Regions from separate parts of the Homo sapiens genome. Here region 2 is linked to region 1. Evidence: chromatin loops called from intact Hi-C (ENCODE). Cell type or tissue: B cell. All regions are shown on one strand. Links, peaks and the distances in the headings refer to the core of each region. The heading gives the core; the rest is flanking DNA.

Region 1 (10,296 bases), core at 1,940-6,939:
TTTACCTCTGCCACTATATAAGTGGTAATCTCTTCCAAGACTAGTATATAGAGAAATAGACAACCTATGCACAACTTAAATACCTAAGGGAGTGCCACATCTTGAAGATGAAGATTTGAGCCCCTCTTATGCAAAAGTAATATTTAAAAGTCTTCTATCTTAAAAGGAGAAAATGCCTGTTTGCCTTTTCCTTTTTATCTATCCCTGCCAGTTCCTAGGCACATGAAGTTCAAACTTTCACAAGGTGATATAGGATGAGTTATTTTAACAGCAATAACAGCTGCACACATCTCAACACTAGTTTCATTTCTTTTGGGGAATTGTAGTGGGGAATAAAGCATTTTATTTTCCCTATTCAGAAAGAGAGAACATTGTTGGGTTTTCAGGAGAAAATTAAGTTATCCTTTCTGTTTTGTTTTTCTCTGACACATTCTCTCTCTCTCTCTCTCTGTCTGTCTGTCTCTCTCTCTCTCTCTCTCTCTCTCACACACACACACACACACACACACACGCAACCCAAACTCACACATTCAGACATGAAAGATTTCGTTTTCATGTTTCAGACCTTCAAAGTCAGAGAAGATGGCTACCAGCACTGGAAGTTAGAGGAGGACAAGGTGGAGTGCCTTAAACCAAAATGGGGCTTTCCATAGAAGAAGGAAATAATGGGTTTCCAGCATGTCAAGGAGGTCATAGGGCCACAGTGAGGCAACACATCTATGGTAGAGACTGCACATTAGATTTTACATATTTGTGAACAACTGCAAAAATCTCCATGCCCCAGTTTGGCATAGAGGGAGTAGAGTTGTTCACCTTTGAATCATTATGAGAGTCTGAACAATGAGCATTGAGGTTAGGGTTCAAAGCCAGATTTTTTTTTTTTGAGATGGAGTCTTGCTCTGTCACCCAGGCTGCAGTGTAGTGCCATGATCTCGGCTCACTGCAACCTCCACCTCCCGGGTTCAAGCAATTCTCCTACCTCAGCATCCCAAGTAGCTGAGATTACAGTTGTGTGCCACCATGCCCAGCTAATTTTTGTATTTTTAGTAGAGACAGGGTTTCCCCATAATTTCCAGGCTGGTCTCGATCTCCTGGCCTCAGGTGATCTGCCTGCCTTGGCCTCCCAAAGTGCTGGGATTACAGGCATGAGCCACTGCGCCCAGCCCAAAGCCAGATTTAATTAATTGAAAATGTGATTTTACTTGCACCCAAGTGTAGGAAGTACATTTAAACCAATCCTAAAAATTATTGACAGTGGAGTGTAGTTGTATTTTCACCTGTGTATTAGTATATGTCTTAGGGTTCTCTAGAAGCAGGTCTTGAGACAAGAATTCGAGTGCAGATGTTTTATTTCAGAGGTGAATCTAGAAAATCCCAGTAGATGAATGAGTAGTGACACAGGAAAGGGGAGGTAGCCAGTAAAATGTACATTGTCAAACCAGTTGTCATGTGAGTAATGGAAACTCAGTCCTGCTGGGGAATCCTGAGGATGTCCAACTTCAGAATTATCCTACCTGTAGAGTAGAGAACTTGGACATTTGTCTACCAACTTACAATAGTCATTGTTCATGGCTGCTTCCAAGAGGAATTATTCTCTGGATTTCCAACCTATTCAATGGGGCCAAGGAGCCTCTGGCCACCAGAGAAAGCCCTCAGGCCATTGGAATTTGAGGGTGCACTAATTCCAAGGAGACAGGAGTAGCTTCCCCACTTCCACAGGATCTATTACAGTTTATGATGCAATCAAATAGCTCTCCATTTATAACAAGTCAATAGCCTGGTTTTATTTCCCAGGTGGAATCTTTTCACGCAAACAATGAAGATTTCAAATGTTACATTTCAAGTGTAGGAAACACAATCTTAGAGATAGAATGGATCAGAAATAATCTAGGTTTTTTCCATTCATTTTATCAATAAGGTAATGGAGGTCTAGAGAAAAAAATATGTTCAGATTTCCTCTCATGATTGATATACCCCATATTAGCAGCCAGAGGTTCTGATTTCCAGCCCAATATTGTTTTGACCAAATTATACGGGGTTTTACCACCTCTTGTGTGTAGCTATTGGTCAAAAGTGGAAATGAAGCCATATATTACACAATATATGACCTGAGCTGGCACACTAGTAAGACTGTTATTGTCACTGGGTCATTAGAATATAATGTCACTCTATTTTCTATTTCTCAATGTTCCTTCCAAGTTACAGTGGGATTATAAACCATCCCCCTTCCCCAAGTCTTACATTTTCCACGTTCTGTGGCATTGCTGTGTCTCCCTCAGATGGTGTCTTCCTCTGCTTGAAATGGAGTTCCACATTGTAGCCTCACCAGATATTTTGTTAGCAGATAGGTGCATATTGACCTTTTCAAGTTCATCACAAATTTATTACTTTGATTCCTGCCAAAAAGCACTTCACTCCCACATCTCTTATAGCATTTATGCTGCAGTTTGCATGATTGTTTACCTGTTTGCATCCATGCATCGATTCCACCATTGTAGATTGTTTTGAGAGCAGCAGCCTAACATCATTTAGGATATCCCAGGTTGTGCTGAGGTAGTAAATGACCCCAAATCTAAATGACTTATAATAAACAGTTGATTTCTTGTGCACATTTTATTGCCATCAAAAGTCAGCTGGGGTCTCTCCTGCACATTGCCATCATTCTCATTCAGAGACCCAGACTGGCCGAGAAGTTGCTATCTGTAACATCGTGCATTGTTTTAGGGGGGAGAAGGAAAGTATAGTGTATTAGCCCATTTTCACACTGCTATAAGAAATACCTGAGACTGGGTAATTTATAAAGTGAAGAGGTTTAATTGACTCACAATTCCACATGGCTTAGGAGGCCTTAGGAAACTTATAATTATGGCAGAAGGTGAAAGAGAAGCAAGTACCTTCTTCACAAGGCAGCAGGAGTCAGAAAGAACAAAGGGGAAAGTGCCATTTTTAAACAATCAGATTTCATGATAACTCACCATCACAAGAACAGTATGGGGGAACCACTCCCATGGTCCAGTCACTTCCCAGCAGGTCCCTCCATCAACAAGTGGGGATTACAGTTTGAGAGGAGATTTGGGGACACAGCCCACCCAAACCATATCAAATGGCAAAGTATAGAGTGGCTTTTGATCCTCCTACGTGGCAACAATGTATGTCATTGCTCTGTTTCATTGGGTAAAGCAATTCTTACTATATGCTAGAATATTTGTGAGCTTTCTTAATGATTGTCTTTGTATTCCCCTTACCTGGCAAACTACAGATGTTTAATAAATGCTTGATGAATAAATAAATGAGTAAATGAACCAGTGAATATTTATATACATTTCTTATATTTGTTTGAGATGTATAAACTATATTGGGTAACGTAAATTGACATATGCTAAGGTTATTATTTTTTTCCTTCAATAGCAGATTCATCATCATCCTGGTGATCATTGAGCCTTGTGTGCCAGACATCCAGCCAAGTGCTTTAGAGATTCATTTAGTCATCATAACAATCCTGTAAGATATCTGTTATACCATTTCTATTTTATAGTTGAGAAAATCGAAGTACAGAAAGAGAGGTTATCATTTACTCAAAGTCCTATTGTGAAAAAGTGGTGAAATCAAGTCTAAATTCATGTCTATCTGGCTCCAAAGCCCCTGTTACTAGCCACTTCTGTTATACTGTTCTCCCTTAACTTCCCTTTCTGAACTTTTCATAGCCTAGGTAAGGATAGTTCCAAAAATGTGCTAGCAAGCCCATTTATTGCAGTCAGTCCACAGGTAAATATGAAATCAATCAACATAAGTACAGTGGCCAAGAGAGGCATTTTCAAGCTGGCACTGTCCAAAGCTCTTCTAATATTTGGTATTTTACACTTTTTCTAGCTCTTGACACTGTGGTTACCAAATGCAAAAAGCTAAGGTGTCCACTGGATGCTTTTACAAATACTTGAAAAGGTCCAAGATTCTTATCTGGGGCAAACATGGACACTTGGCCCCACTGGCTGCCTATTCTGAAGCTACAGAAGTTGAGCTGGCTTTCTGCCTGTCAGAATCAGGCTCAGCTTATAAACAATCACAATGTAATGACCACCCTGCCCCCTAGTGGAAGGGATGTGTGCCGCTGTCCTAGGTTCTGAAACAGCAGTTAGCCATGAGTCACAGCGGTTTCTCACATCCTCGGGTTCCAGGCGAGATCCTAGTCTGACCTATGACAGTGCGCAGAGTGGCTCATCATTTCTTTTGTCCATCGTGATAAATAGTAGAACTGATTTCATGTAAGCTGTATGGTTCTGTGTCTTCTTAAACTTACTAATTTTGTCTAGGAAGTGGAGAACACTTCTTTTTTTCCTCTGTGTATTCTCATCTTAAATGTTTATGTCTCCTCAGGTCTTGTGCAATTGTCTCAGTAAAAACATGGAATAGATATAATAAAGGTGGTAGAGTAACCACAAAGTAGTAGATAAAAACACAAGCTTTGGAACCAGTCCGACCATAGTTGAATCTGAGCTCTCGGATCCTTACTAGCTGGGCAACTTTGGGAAACTTTCCTAACTTCTCTAAGTCTCAGCTTTCTCATCTTTAAAATGGGAACATGACTGTGCCTAACTCAGAAACTTATGGGAAACCTTAAATGAAATAATGTTTGTAAAATGTTCGACCCAGATCTTGCCTCCTGATAAGTATGCAGTAGTTATTAGCTGCCACTGTTATTTTGTAGCAGTTGTTGTTTTTACTAGTCTAATTATATTTTTACTAGTCATGAAATTAATTGTGATATGACACCTGTCAAAGGTCTGCTTACTGTAATTAATATTTTGAGGAAGAATCCGTGGAAATTGTTAACTATCCATTTCCCCATTCTGTAACCCACTGTTAAATAAGGTATGCAGAACAGAGAATACCTAGGTCATATTATCTCAACTGTTTCTCCCCCCCCCTTCCAAAAATGCCAATTTCATTTTCACTCCCATTTATTATAGAAGATTGTAAAAAAAAATTCTTTCAGGAGTCCTTGCTTCCTGCAAAGTTGAAAATATTCTTCACTGTTAGCCCATGAACCTTTTACAAGGATCAGTTGTAAGAAAGTTTTTCTCAAGGACAATTTTCTATCTTCTTTTGTTCAAAAAAATGAATATTATGTAACCTAGTGTGGATGTTGCTCTGTCTTAGCAGCTAGGAAACGTATAGCCAAACTCAGTTTCTGATAGTAGTAGTGAGTTCATCTCAGATGCCTGATATTACCTGCACCCCATGCTCCTGCAGATAATCCTTATTCTGTTTTTATCATTAACTGATTTGTCTTTGCATGCACAACCTACCAAGGTTCATTTATTTATCATTTATAATTCTTATGGATAATCAGTCTATTTTGCACTAAATTTTGTCAGCTGCTATAAATATTTTAATATAAAGGGAGTACATATTCTAGATATATAAATAAACCATATTCTTAACTAACTTAATATATTCCACATAACAAGTGTATTTAAGGAGTTATTATGGAAAATAAGCAGCTAATTTTTATATTACTATGAATGAAACAAACTAGAACTAGAAAATTAGGTCAGCATGGTTCACTCGGTGTTGTTTCTTACATAGGCAATTAAAGTATACAGCAGCAAATACCAAAAGAAAAGCATGCTGGTAGGGTTAAGAACCTGGGCTCTGACTCAAAATGTCCACAGTTTTCTTTTGTTAGCTGTGTGATTTGGACAAGTTACATGATTTTTGTGTTTGTTTCCCCTTATCTGTGAAACAGAGTGGTTATGAAAATTAAATGAGATATAAATTAAAGAGGCCTGCTACATAGTAAGTACTCAATTAATGTTAGCTGCTACTTTGCCTAGAATGACCAAAAACAAGAGCTACTATTAGGCTGGGTGCAGTGGCTCACGCCTGTAATCCCATCACTTTGGGATGCTGAGGTGGGCAGATCACTTGAGGTTACGAGTTCAAGACCAGCATGACCAACATGGTGAAACCCTGTCTCTACCAAAAAATGCAAAAATTATCCAGGCATGATGGTGTGCACCTGTAGTCTCAGCTACTCAGGAGGCTGAGGTGGGAGAATCTCTTGAACCTGAGAGGCAGAGGTTGCAGTGAGCAGAGATTGGGTCACTACACTCCAGCCTGGGCAACAGACTGAAACCCTGTCTCACAAAAAAAAGAAGAAGAACTACTATTACTGTTATTATTATTACTGTTGTTATCCTTCTCTGGCCACCCTGTTTCAAGTTGCAAGACAAGCAAACAAAATCGAACAGCATTTATTATCTCCCTTCCCAGTTTTATTTTTCTCTATGTAATATTTATCACCATCACACATACTACACATTTTACTTATTCGTTTGCTCATTTTCTATCTCCCCTACCAGAATGTAAAATGTAGACAGAGATTTTCATTTGTTTTTTGTTTTGTTTTCTTTCATATTCTCAGCACCTAGTACAGTGCATGGTATGTAGTAGACGCTTAGTATTTAATGAATAAGTAAACAGTTCAATGAATGGCCTATCAGGGGTAAGTACTTGTAATAGCATTTGGTAGGACACAGGACTCATTAACCCAGAATGTTAAAGTGATAACAAAAAGGTTAGATGAGACTACTTGAACCCTAGATAATTCCTCATACAGCCAACCTGAGCATTATTATTTGTCACAACTGTGAAAATCTAAATAGTGAGTTTTGAAGATCAATTTTAAGATTCTCCTTTGTAATAAATTGGTGAACATTTTAGCCAGTATGACTGAGAGAAGTTCTTACCACATTACATGTTGATAGCATGTTCTCTGTTATTAGAGATGGTGAAGCCTATATACGTCAGCCATTTGAACAGGGTGTCTGTGTCTGCTGCAAAATCTCAATTAACACATTTTGTTTCATCATTTAATTTCTGCGTATCCCTTGCAAGTTTCTTGCTTTTCTGCCTAGCCATGGCCACTCCTTTTATCAGGGTTATTATTATACTCTTTATCTGTGCCCTCAAAAAGTTCAGGCTATATGAATGTAGAACCCTCATTGAGCACAATGTTCAGGTAGAGACCTGTGTTTGACTTCTCACTCCACCACTTACTAGCTGAGTGGCCTTAGTCAAATTATTTATATGCAGTACTTTGGGAGGCCATGGCGAGTGGAATGCTTGAGCTCAGGAGTTCAAGACCAGCCAGGACAACATGGCGTAAACCCTGTCGCTACCAAAAATACAAAAAATTAGTCAGGCATGGTGGCTCATGCCTATGGTCCCAGCTATGCGGGAGGCTGAGGCGTGAGAATCACTTGAACCCAGGAGGCGGAGACTGCAGTGAGCTGAGATCGCACCACTGTACTCCAGCCTGGGCAACAGAGTGAACACCTTATCTCAAAAAAAAAGACTTATATATATTACTGTTTATTTATCTGTAAAATGGGACTGAGGATCATCCCTGATTCATAAGACTTTTGTGAAGATTGCATGAAATAAAGCATCTAAAGTGCCAAGTGTATGATAAATGTGCAATGTTAGCTTTTATCATGCATTTCTAATTATTATGTATGCCTAATTTGACACAGCATAGTTTTTAGAAGTCCTGGGAGTGATAGGTTGACCACTAGCAAAATTGTGACATTGTATGCTTGATTTTGGTCTCTTCAGAAATATATCTGAAGACAATGGGTACAAAGAAAGGGAAAAAAGAGGTACGTCTTGAATTTGGAAATCAAAACCAAACCTCAGGGAGAAAGCTATATTTATTAAAGAAAAAACTTCTCAAAAAATTAATGATCAACTATGAGACCCAGAGTAGCAGTCGCTTTCACTGTAGCTCTGACTACCCTGTTGTGAGCCCCCAGGATCTACCGACCAGAAGCATGCTCTCCCATCAATCAGCCAGGCAGTTTCGGCTAAAGATTGTACTTAGAAATAAACAAACTGAATCTAAGGAGAAATTATTTATCAAGCATTGATAAATTACTTGTAACTAAGCAAGGGCATTCAAGAATTTGATCCCTGATGACAATACCAACCAGGAAATCTTAAGTATGTCAGAAAAAAAAAAGGCACATGAACGAAGCCAGCTTTTGGTAGTCAAAGGTCAGGATTGGAATTAGAGAAGGTACTTAGGGAATTTTCTTTGTGTTTTGTTTGAGGAGATGCTGATTTATTTTATTTAGTTAGTTTTCTTCCTTGAAATCATCTAGATAAGAGCAAGGTTGAACTCTAGTGGTGAAAAGCCCAAACTGCAAGCTATTTAAAAAAATCCCTCTACATATGAAATAATGGCCCTGGAATGCTGTATCTAAATAAAGAGGTTCAGGAGGCTGCAAGCTCCAGCGACAGCAGCAGACTTGATTTTAAAAGAGGAGTCTGTTTGAAAGTACCCAGGTTTCCTCCCATATGGTATGACTGTTATGGCTGCATCAAGGCAGCACACTGTTCTAGGGCAAATGCCAAGTGACGGTATTTTTAGATTTCTCAAAAGCAACCACTGAATATATATGAATCTACAAGGATAGCATTCATGAAGTAATGTGCTGAAAATAAATTTTATTACAAATTCCTTAAGCCAACCTTGACTATAACCATGTTAATAAGGAACAGGACCAGCCTGAGTTTCATTCATTCCACAAACCTGAATTAAGGCCCTTCTCTAGGTAAGACACTGTTGGAGGACATAAAGAAGCATTAGGCAAGTGTCTTGCTTTCCTGGGTGGAGGAAGATTGCCCCTTGTTGCTTCTGCAGAAACACAGGTGTAGAGAACTTGCATAGTCAGGTTCATCAGACTAAAGAGCCTCTAAAGACTGCTGTGAATAGCACCTACCCCCAGCCCTTGGAATTGTGTACTTTAAACTTGTAAGTGCTCACCTTGGTCTTTGCACAATATCACACTGTATCTGATTATCTTACTCTTGTTGGAAGCTAAGAATCTATGTAGATTTCATCCATGAAGGAGTAGAAAAAAATCTGTATATCATTCAGAGACAAGGGCACCATTTGCTCTTGTTGGTTGGTTAGTTGGTTGGTTATGTGTTGTCCTTTACAATTTTGAGTGGGCTAGTCAACAAGTCAGGCTTAACTGCTGAGGTTTGTCATTGGGCATTATGTAAAAATGGTATTGAGTGTGTATTAGTGAGCCGATCTTTAAAAAAAAAAAAGAAATTTTCAAACGTCAAGACAGGGGTGGATCTCGCTTCAGAAATTGACTGGATTTAAAGACTTAAATGCCATATTATTATCCCTATTAAGTCCCTATTATTCTCCATTATTTACTTTTTCCTCCTCTTTTTCTCTCCATCTCTCAGCTAATTCTCTTGTTGAGAATTATGTTGGCTCCTGTCCTGCCATAAACAGACTTTCTCCATGAGACAAGGAGTATAGATTGGGCTTCTTAAAAGTCACAGCCTTATATAAGAACGATACAGTGGACTTTGGGGACTTGGGGGGAAGAGTGAGATGGGGTTGGGGAATAAAAAACTACAAATATGGTGCAGTGTATACATGAGTGACGGGTGCACCAAAATCTTACAAATCACCACTAAAGAACTTATGTAACCAAATACTACCTGTACCCCAATAACTTATGGGGGGGAAAAGTTATAGCCTTAGATCCACAGCCTGCGAGGCAAGGAAAGTCTGTCTCTCAGATTCATCATTTAATTCTCAGATGTCCTCTAATTGGCCTGGCTTAGTTCACATGTCCATCTGTTAGACAAATTGTGAGCCACAGAGGCATACCTCTGTGCTAGGATATACCATGCCTATATCAGAAGAAGGTGGGATAGAATTATTTCACGTCAGGCCACCACCTTAACTTGAATCTACTCTGAGGAGCTCTTTAGAAAAAGAATTCTGTGCTGATATATATTTAAGTTTTTTTTAAGTCTAGTTTGTTTATTACAGGGTGGCTCAGAACCTTAAAGATGCTACCGTGTGTTGTGGATCTTCACGAAATGAACATGGAATGCAGCATTTAGTATTAATCTTTTTTTGTCCGAATGAGCCTGCCACTGCAAATTGATAAGACAGTTTGGTCCATACAACTTTAGAGAAACAATACTGATAGGCCATTCCCCTTCCAAATGTTATTAATAAGCACTGTCCTCCTAGATTTCTGTTTCTTATAACCAGGTTGTCTGATTAATAGAGCTATTCTGATTTATATTTTACATTTTCTCATCTGTTTAACAAATGTTTATTGGGGGCCTAGGCATGGTTCTCGGTGCTGTAGATAGCAGTAAATAAAACAGACAGCATGTGGGCCTTGGCAGAATTACATTCCAGTAGGGAGACTAACAAAAAAACAAAACAAAAAATATTCAGTAAGTCTTCACTTA
Region 2 (10,296 bases), core at 2,233-7,232, 65 kb after region 1:
ATACACCCAAAGGATTATAAATCATTCTACTATAAAGACACATGCACACGTATGTTTATTGCAGCACTATTTACAATAGCAAAGTCTTAGAACCAACCCAGATGCCCATCAATGATAGACTGGATAAAGAAAATGTGGCACATATATGCCATGGAATACTATGCAGCCATAAAAAGAATGAGTTCATGTCCTTTGCAGGGATATGGATGAAGCTGGAAACCATCATCCTCAGCAAACTAACACAGGAACAGAAGACCAAACACCTCATGTCCTCACTCATAAGCGGGAGTTGGGCAATGAGAACACATGGACACGGTGGGGGACCATCACACCCTGGGGCCTGTTGGGGAGTGGAGGGCAAGGGGAGGGAGAGCAGTGGGAGAAATACCTAATACATGTGGAGCTTAAAACCTAGATGATGGGTTGATGGCTACAGGAAACCACCATGGCACATGTATACCTATGTAACAAACCTGCATGTTCTGCACATGTATCCTAGAACTCAAAGTAAAATTTAAAAAAAATAAGGTTAAAAAAATAATAATTAAAAAAAATTTATCCCAACTCTGATTAAGGACCTGTTAAGGCTGCATCTGTGTTTTTCTTATTGGCTCTACTGATAAGTTAACATACTGTTATCATAGGATGAATTATTTTAATATATTGGCTAATTCTATTGCTAATTATTCTTTTTTAGTGCACCCTATACCTATAAGTGAGAAAAAGCTATAGAAACATTTTAATGCCATCTTTGACACATGTAGATTTCAAGGTTTGCTAGCTTTGGAAAATGACCTGGGTAGCTTTCCATATTTTTCTGTGGTGGGGAATCATATATATATATGTATATATATATATGTGTGTATATATATATGTGTGTGTGTATATATGTGTATATATATATGTGTGGGTATATATATGTATTTCGTCTTAAATAATTCACTCATAATACTATTCGATGCAAGAGCCTTTGATACCATCCTTAATTTTTCCCTTGTTTGCCTTTTATTTGGGTTTCCTATTTCTTCTTAAGTTTTATATGTATATTTTTAAGAAGATTTATTTCTTTTTTTGTTTTCAAATGTGTTCACATACCAGTGTGTGTATTAGTCTCTTTTCATTTTTACTTCTCTATTTCTTTCTGTAGGTATGCCTTTTTTATTTCTAATATCACTTATTAGGTTTTATTGTTTGTTCTCTTTAATGTTCTAGAAATTTTTCTATTTTCTTTGTTTTTCTAAAGACCCAGTTTTGAAAGTATTGATTTCTACAATCATCTTTGTTATTTCCTTCAGCTACTTGCCTCAGGTTTTATAGGAATTATTCTGAATTAACTCTTGAAGTAAGTGCATTAAAGACAATCAATTTTTGTCTAAAGAACATATTGGCCATATTCTATAAGTCCTGCTATGTAATGTTTAGCTTTTTTATTTTTTAAATCAGTTTTTTAATTTTAAAAAAATTTTTATCAATTGTTATTTTGGAAAATAAAATATTTTAAGTAGTTCAAATTTTTAGTTTTGAGCATCTATCGTTAATTTATCTTTAAAGTGTACAGCTATTATTTTATTGCTTAGTTATGAAATGATTAAAATAAGCAGAAAAAATACAGAAGATAATATAATATATATTTATGTCCTCATTACTCCAAATGATAGATGTTAATTTTGCCATGCTTGCTTCAGCAATTGTTTTTATGAAATAAAATATTACAGAGAAGAGTGAATGTCCTCTTTTCTTTCCCCTATTCCAATCCCCTCCATGTTTCTCTCTCCAAAGATGACCTCTATTCTGATGATGGCTTATATCTTTCCTGTCCATATTTGTATATTTTTCTGCATAAACTATATCTTAATATTTTTATACAAGTTGAATAATAAACATTGTGAAACTTGCTCTTCACTGAACATCATATTTTGATATGTATTGGGTATATTTATTCATTTTAGATACCATATAGGATTTTGTCATTTATGTGGCCATTCATCTAGTTGTTTCCATTGCTGTAATGAATACCTTTATAATGTCTCCTTATGCATATGTGCAAAAGTCAAGGAATATACCTGAATGTGGATAGGTTTATTTTCTTTACCAAGTGTTACCAAATTGCTTTCCCAAGTGGTTTTACCAATTTATACTTCTGCCAGAAGTTTATGAAAATTCCCTCTTTCTCTACAAGCTAAAACCTGGTATTAATAGACTTGTAAATTTTGAAGTATAAAATGTGGTCATTGTTGTTTTAGTTTGAATTCCCCACATTCCTAGTGAGGTTGGACATCTTTTAATATGTTTATTTGAGTTTTCTCATCTGTGAATTACCTGTTCATATTATTTGCCCATTTTTTAATTGCGTTGTCTTCTTATTGACTTGTAGGAGTTTACAGTTTCTAGATAGGAATGCTTTTTCTTATAAGTCTTGAAATATCTTTTTCCCTTTTGTCGTCATTTTTTAACTTAGTTTACAGTGTCTTTTTTTACATACAAGTTTTTAATTTTCATGTGTCAGATTTACCAATCATTTCTCTTGTGATCTGTTCATTTTTGCTCCAGTGCTATCTAAATCCATGTTTGTATTGCTATAAAGGAATACCTAAAACTGGGTAAGTTGTTAAGAAAAAGAGCTTATTTCGCTCACAGTTTCACAGCCTGTACAAGAAGCATGGCATCAGCATCTGCTTCTGGTGAGGGCTTCAGGCTGCTTCCGCTCATAATGGAAGGTGAAGGGGAGTTGGCATGTGCAGAGACACATGGAAAGAGAGGAAGCAACGGGGTGGCAGGGATGTTCCAGGCTCTTTTTTATCTTTATTTTTATTTTATTTTTTCACCAGGCTCTTTTTTGTTCTTATGGGAACTAATAGAACAAGAATTCACACATTATCTCAAGGATAACACCAGGCCATTCATGAGGGATCCACTCCCATGACTCAAACACCTTATTAGGAATCACATTTTAATATGAGATTTGGAGGGGTCAAACAACCAAATCTTAGCAAATGACACAAAAATATTCCCCTAACTCCTTTTAAAAAATTGCGTAGAAGCTTTGCTTTTCACATGTAAGTCTTTCACCCACCTGAATCATTTTTTGTATATTGCATGAAGCAAAATGAGGGAGAAAGAATGGATAAAATCATTAGTCCTCTATACTTCCTGTCAAAGATGAGACAGCCTATGTGCCTTACCTTTGAATAGAATGTCTGATTAACCATGCTAACTCATGCCTTCAAATTTTGTGACAATTTCACCTGCTCCACTTATTTCAGGGCTTTCTAATGTAAATAAAGAAGATTTTGTTTTTCTGGAAGTTGCAATATATGGCAAAGCACTTCTTTTTTCCTATGTGATAAGTAAGATGGGAAATAGTAAATGGAAGAAAAAAATCAACTCTATCAAGGCTGTTGCTTTGCTGCAGTCAACGGGGAGCTATATTGGAACTGAAGAACTGATCAGCAAAGAAAGAATGGGAAAAAGATAAATGTGTTGTCACTTGAGTCAGATAATCGTAGTTTGACTACTATTTAACTTCAGTTTAATGTGGCTTAATTTTTTTTAAGCAATGTGAGTTTCCAGAATGAAAGTCACACTCAAGTATATATGTATAAGTACACTCCAAAAACAAGAATAAATAATTATTTCAATTTTTCCCACTTGGATAAATGGGCATTCTTCTTATCCTTTATTAGGATAGCAGTAAGTAATAATTAGTTATTTAGCAGAGCCTTCTATTTGTACATTGGTGAAAAATGGGGTTTCTACAATACCAGGAACATGCTAACACAGCTTTTTCCCATATCTGGTTATGTGAATGGATTTACTTAATAGATATTTCTTAAGTGTTTTCTATCCAGCTAAAACATATCTGAACAAGAAGGCAGAACTTGCCTGACTAAATCTGGCTGTCCAGCAAACCCTTTAGTTGTATGCAACTCCAATGCAGTAGTGTGTCTCCCTCGCACCTAAGCTAATGAGTCCTCTGAATTACCCTCTTTCTGAAGTCATTTTTGGCTTCTCATGTCACTATCCACCATGCCAGATAGTGCTACACCACTTCAGGAGCCTAGCTTGGTCAATAGAATACAGAGACAAAAAAATGCAAATACAACATCGTACCTATCGTCAACTATAATTGTACACTTAAATATTTGCTAAGAGGGTAGATCTCATGTGAAGTATTTTTACCAGAATTAAATAATTTTTAAAGGATTTATGCCCATTAGTTCTTTCACAGATTAACATAAGGACAAAACAGGAAGAAGGTGGGAGAGTGCAAATACAGCTCTCACAACAAGCCTATAATTAGGGGAAGTGAGAGTTGTGATATTATCTTTCACAGATTGCTTGAAAAATTATCATAATGAGGGAAATGTAAGTAAAGGTCAAGACTGAGGAAGGCTAAAATCATTTACATGAATGCTTTAGAAGAAGCTGACTTATTTTACATTGCCTACTTTTGGAAAGGAGTTGCTAAATAGAGTTTATTACTCTTCTAAAGTACAGTAACAGGAAGAAGAACAAACTGAGATATGAAGACAATTTTTTTTTATTATGAGCTGACTTTATTTTTTTATTTTTTTTATTATACTTTAAGTTTTAGGGTACATGTGCACATTGTGCAGGTTAGTTACATATGTATACATGTGCCATGCTGGTGCGCTGAATGGATTTCATTTCATGAAATTGACACAGGAAGTGAAAGTTGTAATCAGGCTATAATTATAGACCCTGGTAGTTTGCCTTTTAAGTGAATTCAGTTATGTAAAGGATACATGTGTTAATGATTTTTACGCTTCTGACAGATTACCAGCCTCCTAAGTTAAGGTGCTATATCTTTTTCAGTAATTATTACTATTCGTGACATCTTAAATAAAATACCTTTAGTTGATACAGACCAGTGGTAAAATTAACTAAAGACCAAACCAGAAAAATACACTGTGAGACAGCTTTAGAAAATGCCCTATTATTTACTTATAGAAGGTTTAACTTTACTTTTTTTTAGAAAAGAAATTCAGCCTTTTGTGATAACAATTTAAAGACATAATGTCATAGCACAGCATTCTGAAGAAGTGAATTTAACACAATTATATTATACAAGCTTGGGATTCATATTGATTTATTAGAATTATATGAAACCTATCCTCTGAAGAGCTCCAACATGCCCTAATTGAACTCCAAGAATTTGTCTGATAACTCTCTCTTGGGAAAATTAGATGAAAGCTTGCCCTAGGAGTGATTAAGAGATTTATGGGATTTATACACCAACATGAAAGCTCAGGATTTTAGGCTTGTAGTAATTGTTTCCAATCCTAAGTCCCAAAACTCTGACTCTACTATTGAGATATCTTAAAAGCTATTTCAAAATGTGCTTCAGGAGTCACACAATGTTGTTTAATTCAAACATGACTTTATACTTTTTTTGATGTGATTTATACTGTAACACACAAACACACAAACCAACTTGTTCAAAAGTGCTAAATACCAAATGTTAACACATTGGAGAGCATTAATGCCTGATCTTTCGCTGTCAGGCACAAATTTCAAAATAATATTTGCTTGGACATCTCTTTCCATACAATTGAACTTCTTATAAATGCAATATTAATTTTTTGAAATACATGTAGCTTTTCATACGTGGCTTTTTATTAATTATTCATGAGTGTGATATCTGTCACATTTGATTATACATTTTACATCAGCTTCTTTGTCTTGACAGTAATTTTTACAACATAAATAACATTTGTAAGGCTGTTCAGGTTGTAGTTATACCATCCTTAGTAATGAAACAAAATTTTGGACTTAATATGAAAAGCAAAATCCATTTTACTACTTGAAATTTTAAGTGACTCTATATTTTATAGACAAACATTGAAGTATACAAGATTTTTTTAAAACACCACTTACCATCACATTATAAGATACAGTTTAAAAGCATTTTCTACCAAAAGAATTGATTATATCTTTTTATCAACTTCTCTGAAATTTGAACACTTAATTATGTGAACAGTAGTTAGAAGTATTAATGAATAAATGTAGGAAAACAATCTACCATTCTTTGTGGTGTTTCAAAATCAGTTAAGTAATCCAGTACCCAAAGAATGCAAAATGAGTGTGTTAGAAAGCTATTTGCTCCTATTTAGTGAATTAAGATTTTTCTCCCTATTGTGCAAACAAAATAACATACAAAAATCAGATGAGTCTTGAAGCTGACAAAGGACTACAACTGTCATAACTACTATTATAATGACAGCTTCTGTTTTCAAATTATCAGCTTGTCAACAGTCTATTTTTAAGTAAAAACTGTAATAAATGTGAATTTACAGGTTAAAACTAATAAATTTCTAGTTTTTGGTTTATGTATGTAAGATTCTATAGAAGATAAACTTGCAAACTGAGCTCCAATGTCATTTAAAACTTTTGAAAATTACTTTATTAAAATAATGCAAAGATAAAAATCACTAGCTTTTGGCCAAGCACGGTGGTTCACGCATGTAATCCCAGCACTTTGGGAGGCCAAGACAGGTGGATCACCTGAGGTCAGGAGTTTGAGACCAGCCTAGCCCACATGGTATAACCCCATCTCTACTAAAAATACAAGAATTAGTCAGGCATGGTGGTGCACACCTGTAACCCCGGCTACTCAAGAGGTTAAGGCAGGAAAATCATCTGAACCCAGGAGGTGGAGGTTGCAGTGAGCTGAGATTGTGCCACTGCACCCCAGCCTGGGCGACAGAGGGAGACTCCATCTCAAAGAAAAAAAAAAAAGTCACTAGCTTTCAAGTTGCAAAAGTAAAATATTAAATATATTTCAACAATCATCTCTAAGTTTTGTTTGCCTTTCTTGTTTTTGAGACTCTGAAGACCTAAAATCTAATTCTTGTTTTGAAAGCTGCATCTGCCTAAAGAGCCAATTTTAGTGCTGTCCTCTGAGCAACAGATACAAAATGGTATATATCTGTTGCTTGCAAACATGCAAATCTGCAAAATAATCTTGGCAAAATACCAAGGTTATTTTGCAGATTTGCATGTTTATGCTAACACTTCAGTGGCCTCTAAGTTTCTCCCGATACTCTGCCCACTATTTGAATTCTTTATTTTGGGGGCAGATGCTGTCATCCTTTTCAGAAGGATGTCTAAGTTATAGCTGCAAGGTCTGAATAGCTAGTCTTCCCAAAGGCATGATTAAGTCAGTCACCAAATTTAACAAAATTTTCTACTCAGGCTTCCTCCAAGGTAGAATTCTCTATTAAACAAAAAAATCTAGAAATATGAAGAAATACTCTCTTTAAACAAGATGCTCAATTTTAGAGGAAAACCTAGGGTAAATACCAGGTAAAATCGGGTATTATTCTAACTCATCTTCAGCTCTTAATGTGCCTTGTTAATTTTAACCTTAGGTTTCCTTTCAAAGCTTGAGTGATTCTCTTTCCATCTGATTCTTTTTTAAGATTTTCTAGGATTTCTTTAAATAATTAAAATCTTATCCACCATGGTCAGTTGTCAAAACCACCGTTGCCTTTGTTCTTCTCAGGCCATTTGTATAGTAATCGCATCTCAATTTCAGTCAGCCTCTTTATGCTTAAAAATTATAAAGAAAAAAAAAAAGCTTATGTGGTTTCTCAAGTGACTGGCCTTCCTTATTTCTCTGATTCTTTATATGCCTCTCACCCGACAGAAAAGAAGAGATTAAAACATCAACAGGCATCACAGTAATTCTAGCTTGTGGGAGGTGCTTCTGAGACTCCTCATTTAATTGGAATGGAATCTCATTTATTCCAAGCTTGCCTGCTCCCTTCCGTCTTCTGCCCTCTGCATGCAGGTAATTGGTCTTCAGCCACAACTTGCCCTATTTGAAAGGATCTGGGCCTCTTTGCCTAGAATTTAACTTTTCAAAAAATTTAAGCCTAAAAATATAAAAATGGTTTTAATGAAAGTGTCTCCAAAAATCTCATTAATTAAAAATACCACTCATGTATGTAGAACCTGCAAATGCCAATTTTCTCCCTCTCAGTCTGACTTCCTCCCTATTTCTCTCTTTTGACCCTTACACAATGTCAGCACTCATAGGGGTCTATAGAGGTAAGTGGTCAGGGTAGATCATTGAGGCCAGGGGAAGAGAGAAAGAAATTCAGAGTGGGAATCCTGGCCAATCCCTTATTTGCTAACTCTGTATCCTAGTCATGGATTGACTCGCCCAATTCCTGGCCCCAAGTAGCCTGGCTCACCAGATCCCTGGAGTTTTATAGCCTGGTAGATGGATTCAGAAAGTTACAAGGTTATAACTCACTGTTCTGAAGTGGCTATGAGAGCCAGAGAGGCCCAAAACCCAAAAGGACCTTACCTTTCTCGAACTGAGTATTACACAGACCCTTTTGTATTTTGGCACCATGTGGTACTGTATTCTAGGTCAATTACTTTTAAGTCAATATTGTACAATTCTGATGCCAGAAAAGAATTCTGTGCTTGGCACATAGTCCCTATGATGACTTAATAAAACAAGAATTGATGGAATGAATTAGAGCTGCCTAGAAAAGGCAAGGTATTTGCCAGATCTTATTTTGGGGGTAAGTTTTTGAATCAGTAGTACAAAATAAAATAATATAAAAAGGGATTCAGAGAAAAATCTTATTCTCACCTGTGACCATCTGTACTCACTTTCCCAGCCTCTGAACAAATAAGCACTATTACTGGTTTCTTATGTACACTTCCAAAGTTTCTGCATCTGTATACTGTCAGGCCTCTGAGCCCAAGCTAAGCCATCGTATCCCCTGTGACCTGCACATATATACCCAGAAGGCCTGAAGCAAGTGAAGAATCACAAAAGAAGTGAAAATGGCCGGTTCCTGCCTTAACTGATGACATTCCACCATTGTGATTTGTTTCTGCGCCACCTTAACTGAGCGATTAATCTTGTGAAATTCCTTCTCCTGGCCCAGAAGCTCCCCCACTGAGCACCTTGTGACCCCCGCCCCTGCCTGCAAGAGAAAAACCCCCTTTGACTGTAATTTTCCACTACCGACCCAAATCCTATAAAATGGCCCCACCCCTATCTCCCTTTGCTGACTCTCTTTTCGGACTCAGCCTGCCTGCACCCAGGTGATTAAAAAGCTTTATTGCTCACACAAAGCCTGTTTGATAGTCTCTTCACACGGACGTGCATGACATTTGGTGCTATGACTCGGATCAGGGGACCTCCCTTGGGAGATCAATCCCCTGTCCTCCTGGTCTTTGCTCCATGAGAAAGATCCACCTACAATCTCTCGTTCTCAGACCAACCAGCCCAAGTAACATCTCACCAATTTTAAATCAGGTAAGCAGCCTCTTTTTACTCTCTTCTCCAACCTCTCTCACTATCCCTCAATCTCTTTCTCCTTTCAATCTTGGTGCCATCCTTCAATCTCTCCGTTCTCTTAATTTCAGTTCTTTTCCTTCTCTGGTAGAGACAGAGGAGATGCGTTTTATCCGTGAACCCAAAAGTGGCACCGGTCACAGACTCGGGAAGACAGTCTTCCCTTGGTCATTAATCACTGCGGGGACGCATGCTTGATTATTCACCCACGTTTCAGAGGTGTCTGATCACCGCGGGGACACCTCCCTTGATCCTTCACCCTTAGTGGCAAGCACCACTTTCATGGGGGGCAAGAACCCCCCACCCCTTCTCTCCACATCTCTACCCTCTCTTTTCTCTGGGCTTGCCTCCTTCACTATAGGCAACCTTCCACCCTCCATTCCTCCTTCTTCTCCCTTAGCCTGTGTTCTCAAGAACTTAAAACCTCCTCAACTCACATCTGACCTAAAACCTAAATGACTTATTTTCTTCTGCAATGCCGCTTAACCCCAATACAAACTCCACAATGGTTCCAAATAGCCAGAAAATGGCACTTTCGATTTTTCCATCCTACAAGATCTAGATAATTCTTGTCGTAAAATGGGCAAATGGTCTGAGGTGCCTGACGTCCAGGCATTCTTTTACACATCAGTCCCTCCCTAGTCTCTGTTCCCAATGCGAATGATCCCAAAACCTCCTTCTTTCCCTCCCGCCTGTCCCCTCAGTCCCAACCCCAAGCATCGCTGAGTCTTTTCAATCTTCCTTTTCTACCGACCCATCTGACTTCTCCCCTCCTCCCCAGACTGCTCCTCCTCAGGTGACTCCCTGCCAGGCTGAATCAGGCTCCAATTCTTCCTCTGCCTCCGCTCCCCCACCCTATAATCCTTCTATCACCTCCACTTCTCACACCTGGTCTGGCTTACAGTTTCATTCTGCAACTAGCCCTTCCCAACCTGCCCAACAATTTCCTCTTA

What was found. Peaks named below come from ENCODE experiments on the same cell type or tissue, not always from the same donor. Only the 100,000 strongest peaks of a DNase experiment are listed, where the experiment ranks them.
Region 2: a loop joins it to region 1, with 8 times the contacts of the local background. A loop is called at or near these places in 2 of 110 quality-filtered maps.

What each region holds. Positions count from the first base shown.
Region 1 is chr3:67,107,808-67,118,103 of GRCh38, reverse strand. No RefSeq gene overlaps it. Among named protein-coding and RNA genes, the nearest start is that of MIR4272, 110 kb to the left of the region's middle. RefSeq lists a silencer at 3,993-4,042. In B cell, for the core only: CTCF peaks have their summits at 3,911 and 4,110 (motif pointing left); a DNase peak (open chromatin) is centred at 4,093.
Region 2 is chr3:67,042,613-67,052,908 of GRCh38, reverse strand. No RefSeq gene overlaps it. Among named protein-coding and RNA genes, the nearest start is that of KBTBD8, 49 kb to the right of the region's middle. RefSeq lists a silencer at 4,749-4,808. In B cell, for the core only: no CTCF peak of the experiment used is centred there; DNase peaks (open chromatin) are centred at 4,318 and 4,678; H3K4me3 peaks cover 2,860 bases; H3K27ac peaks cover 4,219 bases.